Linked DNA regions of Homo sapiens: region 2 is linked to region 1. The links are chromatin loops, found by intact Hi-C in ENCODE. Cell type or tissue: ascending aorta. All regions are shown on one strand. Each heading gives the region's core, and the rest is flanking DNA. Links, peaks and the distances in the headings are about the cores only.

The links. Hi-C counts contacts between places; a loop is a spot of excess contacts. Peaks named below come from ENCODE experiments on the same cell type or tissue, not always from the same donor. Only the 100,000 strongest peaks of a DNase experiment are listed, where the experiment ranks them.
Region 2: it touches region 1 in a loop (6-fold over the local background); 2 of 110 quality-filtered maps call a loop at or near these places.

Annotation. Positions count from the first base shown.
Region 1 is chr13:96,048,537-96,056,911 of GRCh38, reverse strand. It overlaps UGGT2 (UDP-glucose glycoprotein glucosyltransferase 2), which reads left to right and starts at 3,511. Exons shown (of 39, transcript NM_020121.4): 1 at 3,511-3,757. The coding sequence starts at 3,600. RefSeq lists an enhancer at 3,250-3,749. In ascending aorta, for the core only: no CTCF peak of the experiment used is centred there; DNase peaks (open chromatin) are centred at 2,234, 3,351 and 3,761; H3K4me3 peaks cover 2,511 bases; H3K27ac peaks cover 1,877 bases.
Region 2 is chr13:96,812,590-96,820,964 of GRCh38, reverse strand. The region is part of intron 1 of HS6ST3 (heparan sulfate 6-O-sulfotransferase 3); the gene reads right to left. Among named protein-coding and RNA genes, the nearest start is that of LINC00359, 170 kb to the left of the region's middle. RefSeq lists an enhancer at 3,407-4,164. In ascending aorta, for the core only: a CTCF peak has its summit at 3,420 (motif pointing right); a DNase peak (open chromatin) is centred at 4,504; H3K4me3 peaks cover 845 bases; H3K27ac peaks cover 1,721 bases.

The DNA of each region.
Region 1 (8,375 bases), core at 49-8,048:
CTCCACATCTACAGAAAATACAAAAAATTAGCCAGGCATGGCGGCATGTGCCTGTGGTCCCAGCTACTCAAGAGAACCACTGCACTCCAACCTGGGCGACAGAGACTCTATATCAAAAAAAAAAAAACAAAAAAACAAAAAAACAAAAAAAACAACTCCACCCTGGGTGACAGAGAGAGAATCTATATCAAAAAAGAAAAAAAGGAAAAGAAAAAGAAAAAGATCTTTAATTTAATTTATTTATTTTTGAGATGGAGTCCCATCTGTTGCCCAGGCTGGAGTGCAGTGGTGCAATCTCGGCTCACTGCGACCTCTGCATCCTGGGCTCAAGTGATTCTCCTGCCTCAGCCTCCTGAGTAGCTGAGACTACAGGCACCTGTCATCACACCCCGCTAATTTTCGTGTTTTTAGTAGAGATGAGGTTTCACAATGTTGGCCAGGCTGGTCTCAAACTCCTGACCACACGCGATCCACCTGCCTCGGCCTCCCAAAGTGCTGGGATTACAAGCATGAGCCACCACGCCAGGACAAAAGATCTTTTAATAATAAAACGAGAATAGGAGAATAGGGTCTTTCTTATAAGGGAAATCTGGAAAACCTACAGAATAATACTTTTAAAAGTGAGTTCACCCACTGGATTTTATGTAGGCTTAGAAAATTAAAATTTTATTATATAATGCAATAATTTGGCAGTAACTTTGTACTCATGTCATGCCATTATTATCATTAAATACATATCATTAAATTCAAGATGATTTATTCTGTTAAACACAAGATTCTTATTATAAAGCACTCATTAATCACTTCTTCCACATATGATAGAAACTGCTACCTTCATCAATTTTATTCCTTTTATCCTGCAGTGAATAACTTTTGTATTGTATTTTGCTAAAAAGACTTAGGTAGAGTTAGGTCCGTAGTTCAAAGCCAATCTGTGCCAAAGGGTTATTGATAGTGGATTTTAAAATACTTTGCTACTCCACTGACTGGAGTGGACTTTGCTAATTTACTCAATTTTTGCATTTTAGTATTTTTTTATCTGCACATAGGAATCACATATAGAAGGAATCTTAAATATCACATTGTCTTATCCTTTTGCTCTGTAGATGGGGAAACAAGCTTGGGGATCATCATTCTGAGGAATGTTTCAAATTAAAATTTCTAGGAGAACACCATGTAAGATAAAATGTATAACAAATATATTCATAGATGGCCTAGATTAGATTAATTTTATTCTCTTTAAAAGAGAAATGAGCATTCTCACTATTCTGAACTCACATATAGTGAAATTTTTACTAATATACATTTTATTAGTGTCCTTTAATAGTCTATTTAATGTGCCTTTTATATGGCCAATTATTTCTTAAAGATTTGCAGTCCATTGGATATGCTGACATGTAAGACATTCACTGTCAATATTTTATTTCCTTAATCCCACAATCTCAATAAAAATTTCGGTCTAAATATGAGTGGAAATGGGGAGTTAATTAAAGCAAATAATTGTGAAAGATTCGTAATGTATTTTTCTCGTATACACTATGGATAGAAATGAAGTGCATTTGCCTTAGCTTTCTACATTCTTTCCATAAAGCAAGGGTTCTTCAATCTTCATGGAGTCCCCAAATAACATGTGAATGTGAAGTATTGTGCTAGGTACTGCACGGGATGCCAAAGATGAACAAGGCATGAGTTCTGGGGGAATATACTATCTCTCACAGGAGAAATAAGTAAGTAGCGTACTCAAGTATTAAAGTGAGAACTTAAGTGCTATATGGCAGTTACAATAAAGAGGAAATTTAAAGTAAGGATAGATCATACCAAGTAGGATAAATCAGGAAATGAAGGCTAAACTTTGGAAGTGAGAAATTATTCTGGAAATTCGTGGAACTGCTTAGCGGAATAGGGTTTTCTAAGGAAGGGTACTGACTAAGCAAATGAAACGAAAAAAGGGAATGACTATGTTTCCGCAACTTCAAGAGATCCAGCTTCCCTGCAGGGCAAAGGAGTAACAGGAGAGAAAAAAAGCAATGAATCCGTGCATCCGCTAAACTCTTTTACCATATATTTTACTCTGACAAAACAACTATCACGTATTGGCCTTTTGTTTGTTTGTTTTTTTGAGACACGGTCTCCCTCTTTCGCCCAGGTTGGAGGGCAGTGGCGCAATCACCGTTTTCTGCAGCCTCTACCTCCTCGGCTTAAGCTACCTTCCCGCCTCGACCTTCCAAAGTGCTGGGACTACAGGCGTGAGCCACCATGCTCAGGCTTATTGGCACTTTTCTGTGCACTTTTAAATGTAATCCTCTAAATCACTCTTCTCCACCTTTCCTGTGCATAGGAATCACCTGTGGTTCCCGTTAAATTGGAGATCTTGATTCATTAGGTCTGGGGCGGGGCCTGAGCTTCTGCATTTCCATTGAGCTCACAGCTGAAGCCTACCCTGGACCACACCTTCCAATGGAAAAGGCTCCAGTGTGATTTCTAGCCACTAGTATTATCTGCGAACTTGGGAGAAATAAAATGCAAGTTCTCGGCCCCCGCAAGGGCTCTACTGAATCCGAAACACTGTGGGGAGGCCCACCACTCTGCAGTGTTTTAACAAGCAAGTGGTTAAAGTTTGAGAGCCACCCGTAAGTCACGGGTTTCCTAACATGATTGGACACTGGAATCACCTGCGGATTTTTTTTTTTTTTTTTTTTTTGAGACGGAGTCTCGCTCTGTTGCCCAGGCTGGAGTGCAGTGGCGGGATCTCGGCTCACTGCAAGCTCCGCCTCCTGGGTTCACGCCATTCTCCTGCCTCAGCCTCCCAAGTAGCTGGGACTACAGGCGCCCGCCACTACGCCCGGCTAATTTTTTGTATTTTTAGTAGAGACGGGGTTTCACCGTTTTAGCCAGGATGGTCTCGATCTCCTGACCTCGTGATCCGCCCGCCTCGGCCTCCCAAAGTGCTGGGATTACAGGCGTGAGCCACCGCGCCCGGCCTGCGGATTTTAACTAATACTACTGATGCCGCATCTCACCCCCCCTCCCGAGATTCTCAGGTACGGGGCGTGGCCTTGGCGGCGGCCTTATAAAAGCTCTCCCAGGTGATTCCAACCTGTAGTAACACTTGAGAACTGCGTGAGGTGGGGACTTCAACTTTAACTGGACTTATTTTCCTCCTATGTAAAAGGTGGACAATATGCAAGTGGTCCTGACTTTGCTTCCAGATTTTGGCAACTCCAGAGCCCTAGTTCGGTCTGGAGAGCCAGCTTCCCGCCCCGTGTCCTAAGGCCTCTGTCCGAGAACCCAAAGTCCTGGGAATGGACCCGCGGGAGCGGACCCGCGGGAGCATCTGTGACGCCGCTCAGCAACCCGGCGCCGCCCCGGCGGCTCCGACGTGGCCCAGTGTCCGGCTGGCGTGGGCTCTCCAGGCCGCACCCACTAAACCGCGCCGGAGCGGGACACGCATGCGCCGGTCTGGACCCGGCACCCAGTAACGGACTCGAGCTCCTCCCACCGGAAGTGGGCAGCCGCGCAGCGGGAAGAGCCGGCCGAAGCGTGGCGGCCACAGACTGTGGGTACCGGGTCCGAGGGACTCGCGCTTTTCTCTCCGTGCCATGGCGCCAGCGAAAGCCACGAACGTGGTGCGGCTGCTACTAGGCTCCACAGCGCTGTGGCTTTCGCAGCTCGGCTCCGGGACGGTCGCCGCGTCCAAGTCGGTGACTGCCCACTTGGCCGCGAAGTGGCCCGAGACCCCGCTGCTGCTGGAGGCAAGGTGGGTGCGGGCCGGGCCCTCGTCCGGGCGGGTGTGGGCGCGCTGCCACCCTCAGCCGCGCTTTCTTCGTGCTCGCAGCGGGTGTCTGGCTCCCACCCGGGTTCTCCAGACGCCCCCGCTCTGGCCCTGAGCATCACCACCTCCTTCCTTCCCGACCCGGGGCGGCTTCTCGGTTCCCGTGCAGCACTCACTTGCAGTTCCTTTCCCCCTCAGTCTTACTTTACCTACGATTTTTAAAGCTTCCCTGCCCTGCTTTAATACGTTGGGATGTATTAGCATTTACGCGTGGCACTTAACGCAAGAGCTTCTACTGGGGTAGGCAGTTCTGTTCAGACAGTGCTTAAAGTACCTAGTTTCGTAATGATGACATCATACCATCAGCTCCTAGGCTTACTATGGGGAGGGCAGCTTCCTGCAAGGTAATATTTTTCCTGTATCTCTTCCAACGGAATTAGTTCATGACCTGTCATTTACTCTGCAGAACAAAACTTGTAGCTATTGCATTTTGCCCTTTAGTATTCTAGTTGAGTAAAATTAGAAAGTTCTTTCTCTTAGCAAAAATGAAGTTTTACACCAATGACTTAATGGCTGTTCACCACAGCAACAGTGTGTGTCCCTAAAAAGAGACTCCATGACTCCACATAAGTTCATGTATTTGATGCTAAAAGTTCTTTTTTTTTTTCATTTCTATAGTTTATTGGGGAACAGGTGGTGTTTGGTTACATGAGTAAGTTCTTTAGTGGTGATTTCTGAGATTTTGGTACACCCATCACCCCATCAGTATATACACTGCACCCAATTTGTAGTCTTTTATCCCTCACTCCCTTCTCAACCTTTCCCCCGAGTCCCCGAAGTCCATTGTGTCAATCTTATGCCTTTGCATCCTCATAGCTTAGTTCCCACATATCAGTGAGAACATACTATATTTGGTTTTCCATTTCTGACTTACTTCACTTAGAATAATAGTCTCTAATCTCATCCAGGTTGCTGTGAATGCCATTAATTGATTCCTTTTTATGGCTGAGTAGTGTTCCATCATATATATGCCACAGTTTATCCACTCGTTGATTGATGGGTATTTGGATTGGTTCCACATTTTTGCACTTGTGAATTGTGCTGCTATAAACATACTTGTGCAACTATCTTTTTCATGACTTCTTTTCCTCTGGGTAGATACCTAGTAGTGGGATTGCTGGATCAAATGGTAGATCTACTCTTAGTACTTTGAGGACTCCCCACACTGTTTTCCATAGTGGTTATACTAGTTTACATTCCCACCAGCAGTGTAGAAGTGTTCCCTGTTCGCTGCATCCACGCCAACATCTATTATTTATTTTTATTTTTTTATTATGGCCATTCTTGCAGGAGTAAGGTGGTATCGCATTGTGGTTTTGATTTGTGTTTCCCTGATCATTAGTATGTTGAGCATTTTTTCATGTTAGCCATTTATATATCTTTTGAGAATTGTCTATTCATGTCCTTAGCCCACTTTTTGATGGGACTGTTTTTTTTTTCCTGCTGATTTGAGTTCCTTGTAGATTCTGGATATTAATCCTTTTTCAGATGTATAGATTGTGAAGATTTTCTCCCGTTTTGTGGGTTGTCTGTTTACTCTGCTGACTATTCCTTTTGCCGTGCAAAAGCTGTTTAGTTTAATTAAGTCCCAGCTATTTTTTTTATTATTATACTTTAAGTTCTAGGGTACATGTGCACAACGTGCAGGTACATAGATATACATGTGCCATGTTGGTGTGCTGCACCCATTAACTCATCATTTACATTAGGTGTATCTCCTAATGCTATCCCCCGCTCCCCCAACCCCACAACAGGCCCTGGTGTGTGATGTTCCCCATTGTGTGTCCAAGTATTCTCATTGTTCAGTTCCCACCTATGAGTGAGAACATGAGGTGTTTGGTTTTCTATCCTTGTGATAGTTTGCTGAGAATGATGGTTTCCAGCTGCATGCATGTCCCTACAAAGGACATGAACTCATCCTTTTTTATGGCTGCATAGTATTCCGTGGTGTATATGTGCCACATTTTCTTAATCCAGTCTATCATTGACGGACATTTGGGTTGGTTCCAAGTCTTTGCTATTGTGAATAGTGCCGCAATAAACATGTGTGTGCATGTGTCTTTATAGCAGCATGATTTATAATCCTTTGGGTATATACCCAGTAATGGGATGGCTGGGTCAAATGGTATTTCTAGTCCTACATCCTTGAGGAATCGCCACAATGTCTTCCACAATGGTTGAACTAGTTTACAGTCCCACCAACAGTGTAAAAGTGTCCCTATTTCTCCACATCCTCTCCAGCACCTGTTGTTTCCTGACTTTTTAATGATCGCCCTTCTAACTGGTGTGAGATGGTATCTCATTGTGGTTTTGATTTGCATTTCTCTGATGGCCAGTGATGATGAGAATTTTTTCATGTGTCTGTTGGTTGCATAAATGTCTTCTTTTGAGAAGTGTCTGTTCATATCCTTCACCCACTTTTTGATGGGGTCGTTTAATTTTTTTCTTGTAAATTTGTTTAAGTTCTTTGTAGATTCTGGATATTAGCCCTTGGTCAGATGGGTAGATTGCAAAAATTTTCTCCCATTCTGTAGGTTGCCTGTTCACTCTGATGGTAGTTTCTTTTGCTGTGCAGATGCTCTTTACTTTAATTAGATCCCATTTGTCAGTTTTGGCTTTTGTTGCCATTGCTTTTGGTGTTTTAGACATGAAGTCCTTGCCCATGCCTATGTCCTGAATGGTATTGCCTAGGTTTTCTTCTAGAGTTTTTATGGTTTTAGATCTAACATTTAAGTCTTTAGTCCATCTTGAATTAATTTTTGTATAAGGTGTAAGGAAGGGATCCAGTTTCAGCTTTCTACATATGGCTAGCCAGTTTTTCCAGCACCATTTATTAAATAGGGAATCCTTTCCCCATTTCTTGTTTTTGTCAGATTTGTCAAAGATCAGATGGTTGTAGATGTGTGGTATTATTTCTGAGGGCTCTGCTCTGTTCCATTGGTCTATATCTCTATTTTGGCACCAGTACCATGGTGTTTTGGTTACTGTAGCCTTATAGTATAGTTTGAAGTCAGGTAGCGTGATGCCTCCAGCTTTGTTCTTTTTGCTTAGGATTGTCTTGGCAATGCGAGCTCTCTTTTGTATCCATATGAACTTTAAAGTAGTTTTTTCCAATTTTGTGAAGAAAGTCATTGGTAGCTTGATGGGGATGGCATTGAATCTATAAATTACCTTGGGCAGTATGGCCGTTTTCACGATACTGATTCTTCCTATCCATGAGCATGGAATATTCTTCCATTTGTTTGTGTCCTCTTTTATTTTTTTGAGCAGTGGTTTGTAGTTCTCTTTGAAGAGGTCCTTCACATCCCTTGTAAGTTGGATTCCTAGGTATTTTATTCTCTTTGAAGCAATTGTGAATGGGAGTTCACTCATGATTTGGCCCTCTGTTTGTCTGTTATTGGCATAGAGCAATGCTTGTGATTTTTGTACATTGATTTTGTATCCTGAGACTTTGCTGAAGTTGCTTATCAGCTTAAGGAGATTTTGGGCTGAGATGATGGGGTTTTCTAAATATACAATCATATCATCTGCCAACAGGGACAATTTGACTTCCTCTTTTCCTAATTGAATACCCTTTATTTCTTTCTCCTGCCTGATTGCCCTGGCCAGAACTTCCAACACTGTGTTGAATAGGAGTGGTGAGAGAGGGCATCCTTGTCTTGTGCCAGTTTTCAAAGGGAATGCTTCCAGATTTTGCCCATTCAGTATGATATTGGCTGCAGATTTGTCATAAATAGCTCTTATTATTTTGAGATATGTCCCATCAATACCTAATTTGAGAGTTTTTAGCATGAAGGGCTGTTGAATTTTGTCAAAGGCCTTTTCTGCATCTATTAAGATAATCATGTGGTTTTTGTCTTTGGTTCTGTTTATATGATGAATTATGTTTATTGATTTGCATATGTTGAAACAGCCTTGCATCCCAGGGATGAAGCCCACTTGATCATGGTGGATAAGCTTTTTGAGATGCTGCTGGATTTGGTTTGCCAGTATTTTATTGAGGTTTTTGCATTGATGTTCATCAGGGATATTGGTCTAAAATTCTCTTTTTTTGTTGTGTCTCTGCCAGGCTTTGGTATCAGGATGATGCTGGCCTTATAAAATGAGTTAGGGAGGATTCCCTTTTTTTGTATCAATTGGAATAGTTTAAGAAAGAATGGTACCAGCTCCTCTTTGTACCTTTGGTACAATTTGGCTGTGAATCTGTCTGGTCCTGGACTTTTTTTGTTTGGTAGGCTATTATTGCCTCAATTTCAGAGCCTGTTATTGGTGTATTCAGGGATTCAACTTCTTCCTGGTTTAGTCTTGGGAGGGTGTATGTGTACAGGAATTTATCCATTTCTTCTAGATTTTCTAGTTTATTTGCGTAGAGGTGTTTATAGTATTCTCTGATGGTAGTTTGGATTTCTGTGGGATTGGTAGTGATATCCCCTTTATCATTTTTTATTGCATCTATTTGATTCTTCTCTTTTCTTCTTTATTAGTCTTGCTAGCGGTCTATCAATTTTGTTGATCTTTTCAAAAAACCAGCTCCTGAATTCAT
Region 2 (8,375 bases), core at 346-8,345, 760 kb before region 1:
AGAGAATTGAAATAAAGCCAAAGCTCATTCCATGCCATAATGCTCTTTTCAGCCTTAAAACAGATCTTGAATACAATGCTATGAAGACTCAGAAAAGTGTTCAGAGAAGGTTGCTGAATCCTGAAGTTGGCTGTCCCAAAGCCTGTATTCAGGAAGAGATTTAAGAAAAGTACAAGTCAAACTGTGCTCATTTGGACAAAGCATGAGTGCATAATTTCAAGAATGTTGGGAACTTCACTTTATATGGAGTGAAAAGAAAATAGGTTTGAAGTCAGACAGATTCGAGTTCCAACGTTAAACCCACCTCGCTTTCAGCGTGACTTGGTTAGCTTATTTGACCTCTGGGAGCCTTAGTTTCCTCACCTAAACAGCTGAAGTATCAGTACTTACTTCATAGGGTTGTGGGAATTATTGAATAAGAAGTGAATATAAAGGGCCCGGCAGTAGCTGATACCTAGCAGATCCTCACCATTTATATACACACTCCGCACTTCAACGTTCTCCCTTCTCCATGATTATTAGAGCCTCATAAACTCCAAGATTATTAGAGCCTCACCATTTATATACACACTCCGCACTTCAGCGTTCTCCCTTCTCCATGATTATTAGAGCCTCATAAACTGTCCAAATAGAGTGAAATTTCAAATATTAAACAAGATGTATTAATGAATATTTAAAAAACAACCTAAAGCAAATTTTTATTTGTCTAACTTTTTTAAGTTTTCAAACTACTTTCTTCATCCATTATTTCATTTGATCCTTCTTGATCCTCTGATATAACAAGATTATATCAGAGACAGCAAAGGAAAGATTCTTCGTCCACTTTTACAGATGAGAAAACTGATGCTCAGAGATATCCAAGCATTTTTCTTTTTTTTTTTTATTTTTTGAGACAGAGTCTCACTCTATTGCCCAGGCTGGAGTGCAGTGGCACGATCTCGGCTCACAGCAAACTCTGCCTCCCAGGTTCAAATGATTCACCTGTCTCAGCCTCCCAAGTACCTGGGATTACAGGCGTCTGCCACCATGCCTGGCTAATTTTTGTATTTTTAGTAGAGATGGGGGTTTCACCATGTGACTGACTGGTCTGTCACCATGTGACAGACTGGTCTCAAACTCCTGACCTCAGGTGATCCACCGACCTCAGCCTCCCAAAGTGCTGGGGTTACAGGTGTGAACCACTGTGCCTGGCCATATACAAGGATTTTCTTAAGGTCAACAAGTAAAAAGTAGTAGAGCTGGGACTTCTTTTTTTCTTACTTCAACTCCTGTGCTCATTTAGTTTGCTTGTTTAAATACACGTGTTGGTTCTGTGTCTCATGAGAAACACTATGCGAGGTGCTTATGATATAATGGTACACTGCGTGGCCTGACCTTAAGGTGCTGAGTCATCAATTGACTACCCAACACCGTCTTATTTTGCTCATAGTTAAGAATTAGAAAGAAAACACAAAATTAACGCTTTATTCTACAAGTTGGGAGGTTTCACTGATATTAGCTCATTTTTTTCTTTGAAATCAACTGAAAAAGGAGACCCAGGAGAATGAGCCAGAAATGCCAGAATATGGATATGCCTTCTGGTATGTTTTTTGATTATGGAAGAATCATTCTTAAATAATACACTCATTTCTAAGTAGGTAGTGTTCCAGACTTCAGTCTGGAGGTAAATAAAGTCTGGGGTCTCTTTTTTTCTGATGGCAGTGGCCACTGATGTTCATCCAGAAGGGGGTTGCAAAATGGTGAAAGTCTTATTCTGTCATTTCTTTTTTCATTTATTAGCTGGAATGCCTCTATAAAAAGAAACTTTCCCTTATCAACTATTTGGCATCCTGAGGTAGAGTTCACATAGGAAAGGCAAATGAATGTTTGATTCATTTTACTTACTAGTTTTCAAAATAGTGGGTTGCTTTCTTACAGTCTCCCCCAAAGGGGATTTTTATTGCTGTTTGTTTGTTTTAGTATCCCATAAGCTCATGAATCTAAATATACTTAAGAAGTTTCAACACACTGTAGTCATGATCCTTATTGATCCTCAATTTATCCAATTTTTGGCTAGTGGGAGTTTATTCAATATGGATGTGGAGTTCTTTTGATACAACCCTTGTAGACTTTTATGAATATTCTGAAAGGAACTTGCACATTGCAAAAGCTCTATATCAAGAAAAGACCAAGAAGGATAGTGTGGGAGCTTGGAATTTTCCACAGCTTCTAAAGAGTAAAGTGGTTGCTGCTCAACACTTCACCTTGGCTAGCATTACCTGTGCACTAGTCTCCTCTCTCACTCCCAACCAAGTGTTGTAACTAAGATTTTTGCTAATTGCGCCTGTGCATTGAAGACAAAATAGGAAACAGATACCATCTTTAACTTTCATGTATTTTATCCAGGCCCAAACACCAAGGCTTTTGTCTTTCATTTTTGCTTCTCTTTTTGTTCTTCAGCTCCCACCCACGATATTTTTCTCCATGCTAGGAACAACAAGCAGGGCTAGTAACTCATTTGTGACTAGAGGCCAGTGTCAGTCCATAAACTAATCTAGGGAAAACCAAATTATGCTGGAAATAATGCAGAGCCCTAATCAGGTTCTCTTCAAAATCCACTTATTGACGATAATTAGCATGAGTTTCTTCCAGAAGCCCAGCTTAGCACATGGACATTCAATGGGATCTTTCAGCTGCAGTGGCTCCGAAGCTGCAATTCTGCCTAATTAATAAAGCAACGACAGACATTTAGAAAAATATATGCATGATAATTTAAGTCTCCCAGAAAAAAATCAATTCGTTCTGTTTAAACTTTGCCTTGGGTGTTCTCTTCATCAATTCAAGTGTGGAGCACTGACCTTAAGTTGCAAATATTTTTCTTCAGGCATGATTGAAGCTTCCAGAGGTAATAGCTTTCAACATTCATTTCTTAGAGATTTTAAAACACTCAAATGGGGACACTATCCCACTTTTCATGGCTATATGTAAATCTGATAAAATAATCTTTAAGACTTTCAAAGTAAATGTAGCTTAGGGCTACAAGAGGTGGCTTTTTCATTTGTGCAATCAATACATGATTAAAATGGTGTGTTGGGAGGGGGCGCATCCCTTAAGCAACAGAATAACACAACTGTAATTTCCCTTCTTAGTGAACTTCCCTAAACATGCCCCTTTGTGTTGATTATTTCTCTTGGTGATAAGCAGAAAAAAAGGTCACCTGTTGCTGACATCTGCTGCTATCTCTGTGTGTTTTCTTGAAATGACGTGTTATATTGGAGCTAATCTAAATGAAAAACAATTCAAAGCATACACATAAAGCAAGCAAACAACTGCAACCAAAAGAAAAAGGTGGGGAGGGGAAGACCCATCAACAAAAATCCAACAAAAAACCAGCTAAAAGCTTTTCATTGATTTTCAGTTAAGGAAGATTATAGCCACAAGGGGGCTCTCGAATCTTCCCAAACACTAGTTAAGTGCTGAGAACTATTTTTCTAGTAATTAATTTCCACAAATCAATATTACCTATTAATGTATATTACAGAGACAAGCTACAGACTTCTGACACGTTACATTCAAGCTAAAGAGAGAATTTCATATAAAAATTCAAGGGGCCCACAGTGATTGTAAGTCAAAGCTGAAATTAGTTGCACCTGTGATTTCCTGCGTCCACTCTAGCATAAAAAATCCCAACACTGCAAATTTCACCAAAGGTTAAAACTGAATGTGAAGCACTGTGTATATAATGGAATACATTGACCTCCGATGGATTTTAAAGGCTGTCTGCCTCCTTCTCCTACATCGTGCACCCCCCAAACAGCCATGGAGGGTGACACAGCAGTTAAAATGCAATGACCCTTTCTGGGGGCAGCGGGAAGTTGCGACAGCCATTAGTTCTGGAGGTATTTAACTCATGCTGAGAGCCTGATGGTGCTGATGGTGTTTACAGCCTGAACCACAAAAGGCACTTGGAATTCAAGAGGGCGTTTTAATTTTCTGTTCAACCCAGTAGATAGGGGTAGAATCTCGTACCACACCTGGGCAGAATAAGGACAGACGGGAATCGCATCTCCAGCAGAAGAGAGAACACGACCTAGCACCCTTATCAAAGGGAAAATGGAGGAACAGAAATGCCCCAAAAACATTATATCAGAGTAGTTCAAATACCCAAATAATCTTTGCACAAACTCAGAAAGCCTCTTGGAGCGCTGATGTGAAATGGCTTTTTGACAACTGCCTTTTCTCTAATCTAATGAGAAAATCATCCCAAGGAAAGTTGAGCATAGGTCTGCCACTGGGCAGGAGCACTTTTGTGGCATGTGGGGGATGTGATACCTTTCCCCTGGACAGCTGGCTCTCCTGAAGAGGGGTCAGGGAGAACAGGGCAGCACGATTGTCCCTCATAATCAGGGTCTTCACGCATCATGCTTCCACATTCATTTTGGTTGTTGAAATTATGAATCACTGTTGTTAAACAAATCCCTGGCTCAGGAAGGCCAGTGTTCTCACTCAGGCTCCCAAGAGACATGTTCTGGGACAGCAAATTCTTCTGTTGTGAAATCCTACTTTGCTTGGCAAATGCCCCCCAGTACAACGTGAACCAAACGTTGATGTAAACTGCATAGACTTTTGGCTTAGGACTTTTAGAGTCACTGGTACCCTCAAGTTTCATTCCCAGTTTACAGAGCAGTAGCCCCTCTTAATTTGCCTCAGTCATTTCTCTTTAGAATTTCCAAAGGTGACTTCTGGAATTCTAGTAACAGCCCTGTTTTGTTGTTTTCAGGTCTGGCCTTCCATTGAACCCTTCCATTGAAAACCTTCCTTTTAATCACATTGCAAGTCACCTTTGTGCTTTCCAGCATCTATCTAGAGTGTTGCTGTCATTCAAGCACCATCAGGATATGTGAGGCCTTCCTTGTTAGAACATTGCAGCCACGATCTGGGGATTTAAATTTAGTCTAGGGCTAGTATGTACAGACAAGGACCTTCTGCTCAATTCCCATTCAGAGCCCTGCCCCTTCTAAGGGCAGCTAGGACTTAGGCAGACCCCTGAAGGAGATGGACAGGCATTCCACAGGTAGAAACCTCCAGATTCTTAGCGGCTCATGGGGGATTGTGGCTTTGAACACAGCATATCTAGTCAAGTTTAAGTACATTTCTTTAAAATACATTTTGACCTTAAAAAACTTAAATAACTTAAAGTTATAAAGAGAAGGAATTCCTCTCCTTTAAGCAGAAGGCAAAGGTTGGTGTTTTAAAGAGAATAAGTGGACCCCTCCTGTACCATCCTTCCCCTTTCGTAGTGCATCTGGTCACAATAGTATTTTATCAGACAACTGCTCTCTAAAGAAATTGAGTGATTAAATGATCTGCTATGATGGGTGGGGTTAGTTAGGGGTGAGGCTTCAGAAGACTAGTCTTTCTCAATGAAGTACTGACCAGCCCAACTGCTGATTTTTACCAATCAACACAAAATCCATCATTGTTCTCCCACTGAGAGATGTTACGGGTTGAATTGTGTCCGTTCCGAAAAAAAGATGTTGAAGTTCTAACCACCACCCCACTGCCCCATACCTGGGAATATGACCTTTCTTGGAAATAGGGTCTTTGCAGAAAATCAGGTTAAGGTGAGGTCATTAGAGTGGGCCCTGATCCAATATGACTGGTGTCCTCATAAAGAGGGGAAATGTGGACATAGAGACAAATATATGTGGAGTGAAGACAATGTGAAGATACAGAGAACCCCATCTACAAGGCAAAAAACAGCTGAGACTTCCAGACGAAAGAGAAGAGGCCTGGCACGGTGTCTCCCACCCTCAGAGGAAACCAACCCTGCTGACATCTTGATCTTGGACTTCCAGATTCCAGAACTATGAGAGAATAAACTGCTGTTGAAGCCACCCAGTTAGTGGTACTTTTGTCACTGTGGCCATAAGAAATGAAAACAAGGTATATCTTTATTGGAGAGACAGATGAATGTAATGAAAGAAGGGACCGGCACTAGCTGCACACATTAATAAACTGAGTCTTTTCAATAAATATAAATGGACTGTCAAGAATACTAAATATTTGAGAAACACAAGACAACTTTAAAAATATTATTATGATTATCCTGATGACTATCCATTATGTGATCTATTAAACCACAACAGAACAGGAGAAAAAAAGTAGAAGTTCTTAGAAACTAATTTATACTCATATATGACAAGCCTGAAAATAAACCAATAGGTAAGACAAATAGTGGGGACCCGGCAACTTGTCAGATATGAAAGGGAAGGGGAAAGACATGCAAAATATGAGAAATTAATGTAAGAGACAAGGAGATGGAATCTGTATGTCCAATATCCATCTTGAAAAAAATCCCCAATAGAGAGCAAAGAGAAACGAAACCAAAAGAGAAGAAATAATAAAAGTAAAATTAGACTATTTCCTAAGTCTAAAAAACTGTGCATTGAAATTGAAAAGGCCTAAATGAATTTAAGGGGTCTGAATGAAATGTTAAAACCCCAAAGATAAAGACAAGATCCAAATGCTTCCAGAGAGGAAGAACCTGAAAAGAGATTAGATATATGGAATAAAAATCAACTCGCCACGATTTTCTCATCAGAACTCTGAAGACTAGAAATAATGAATCAGTAGCTTCAAATTTTTGAGGGAAAATTATTTTAAACATTGAATTTTATACCTAGCCAAATTATCAATTAAGTGTATAAGTAAAATAAAAAATAGTAATACAATCAGAGTATTTGCTTTCTTTGCACTCTGTGGAAAAAAGGACTGTATTTGAAAAAGCATTCTAATATAAATAAGAAGGAATCCATAAAAAAGAGATGGGATCTAAGACCCTGGAATTAACACAGTCTGCAAGGAAAAGATTTACAAGGATGACAATTCAGATATTTTTAAGGAAACATACAGGAGAGCAAATTTTTCACCTTTCAATAGATACCAGAATTCACGGATTGAATATTTTAAATAATAATAATGAAAGAGTCATAGAATTATTCTCTCCATAAGATAAAAGACAATTAGCAACTCCTAGAAGAAACAAAAAGCTGAAAGAGAAAGTTACAACCATCTGTGATGCAAACTAAAATGTGGCATTATTTTAAGGACTAGAAATGTAAGAGAGTAGAATCCGTTTGACCTTGGCATGGGTTAGAGGAACCTGTGTCTATTCTTTTGTTTGTGAGTTCAATCACATCATTTGTGAGTATTTACAGGGTCACATTATGTATGTTGTTTATTGGCTTTTTGATTTTTAGAGTCATCCTAGACAACAAGTTCAAAAGTCTATGCTACATTGAAGGCCAGATGTGAATGTTCAAAAGCCTTACAGAGTGAAGATAAGGCCAGTAGACGCTGGGCATAGAGTGAGCTGAGGGGTTGTCAAGGGAAGTAAAGACGCAAGAATTTCCTCATTTTCCACAGTGGAGAGTCAATATATTGCTGCGTGATAGAGAAAGACATAAAGCTTTTATTCACTGAGTAACAAATACATGTTGGGCTCCTACATATCAGAGGCAGGAGTAGAGTGGAACCCCAGTGGGGAGGCTGTGCCCCAGGGTCTCATTCCTTGTTCAGTGACAATGTTAGTGGTGGGGTACGCAGATGGCGTTTATCCTTCTCAGGAAGAAGAGCTGCATGTTGAGGCCCTTTGATACCCTTCCATTCAGTCCAAGTAACATTTTGTGGGGCAGATTCTCCTAAAATTGAATACAGAGTTTATACCAGACTATTTTTCTGTGTTTTTAACATTTTCTGTCCTATTTTTGCTTTTACTCCTTTTTGTCAGATTCTAAGATATCTGTGGGCTTTGTAAACCTCTACTTAGGCTGCTATCCTTCTGAAAGTAAATTGCAAAATTGATCTTGATACCCAACTGTCTCAAAAGCAAGCGCTTTAAATACAGTTCCTCTGCCAGATGAGAGATAGGATTAGAGGGCAGAGAGTGCTGATCCCACAGGTACTGTGATCAGACGAGAGCATAGCAGGAAGCAGGCCCTGCCATCCCAAGTCTCTGTCCTCAGACGCTCTCATGATAGGAAGCTGATAATCCTACAACAGACTTCCCCAGGCTCAAATAACCAAGAGTCACTGAAAACATGGAGCTTTTCAGCAAATCCTAAGCTGGGTATCAAAGATATGTTCCCAGTTACCAAAGATAGGCCCAACACCAAAGCCTAAGGGGTGTGTGTGTGTGTGTGTGTTGATTTTTAAATACAAAAATAATTCCTCATATCTAAAACAGGAAAAGATGCCATAATGGGTTGACAACTTTATAATGGGAACAGTTTCACTTAGGAGGTGGAGTAACAAAGATCTCAAAGCTTGAAGAAGAAAATGTAACTGCTAGCAAGCTAATAATTGTTAGGCAAACTGCCGTTCTGTGCAGATAG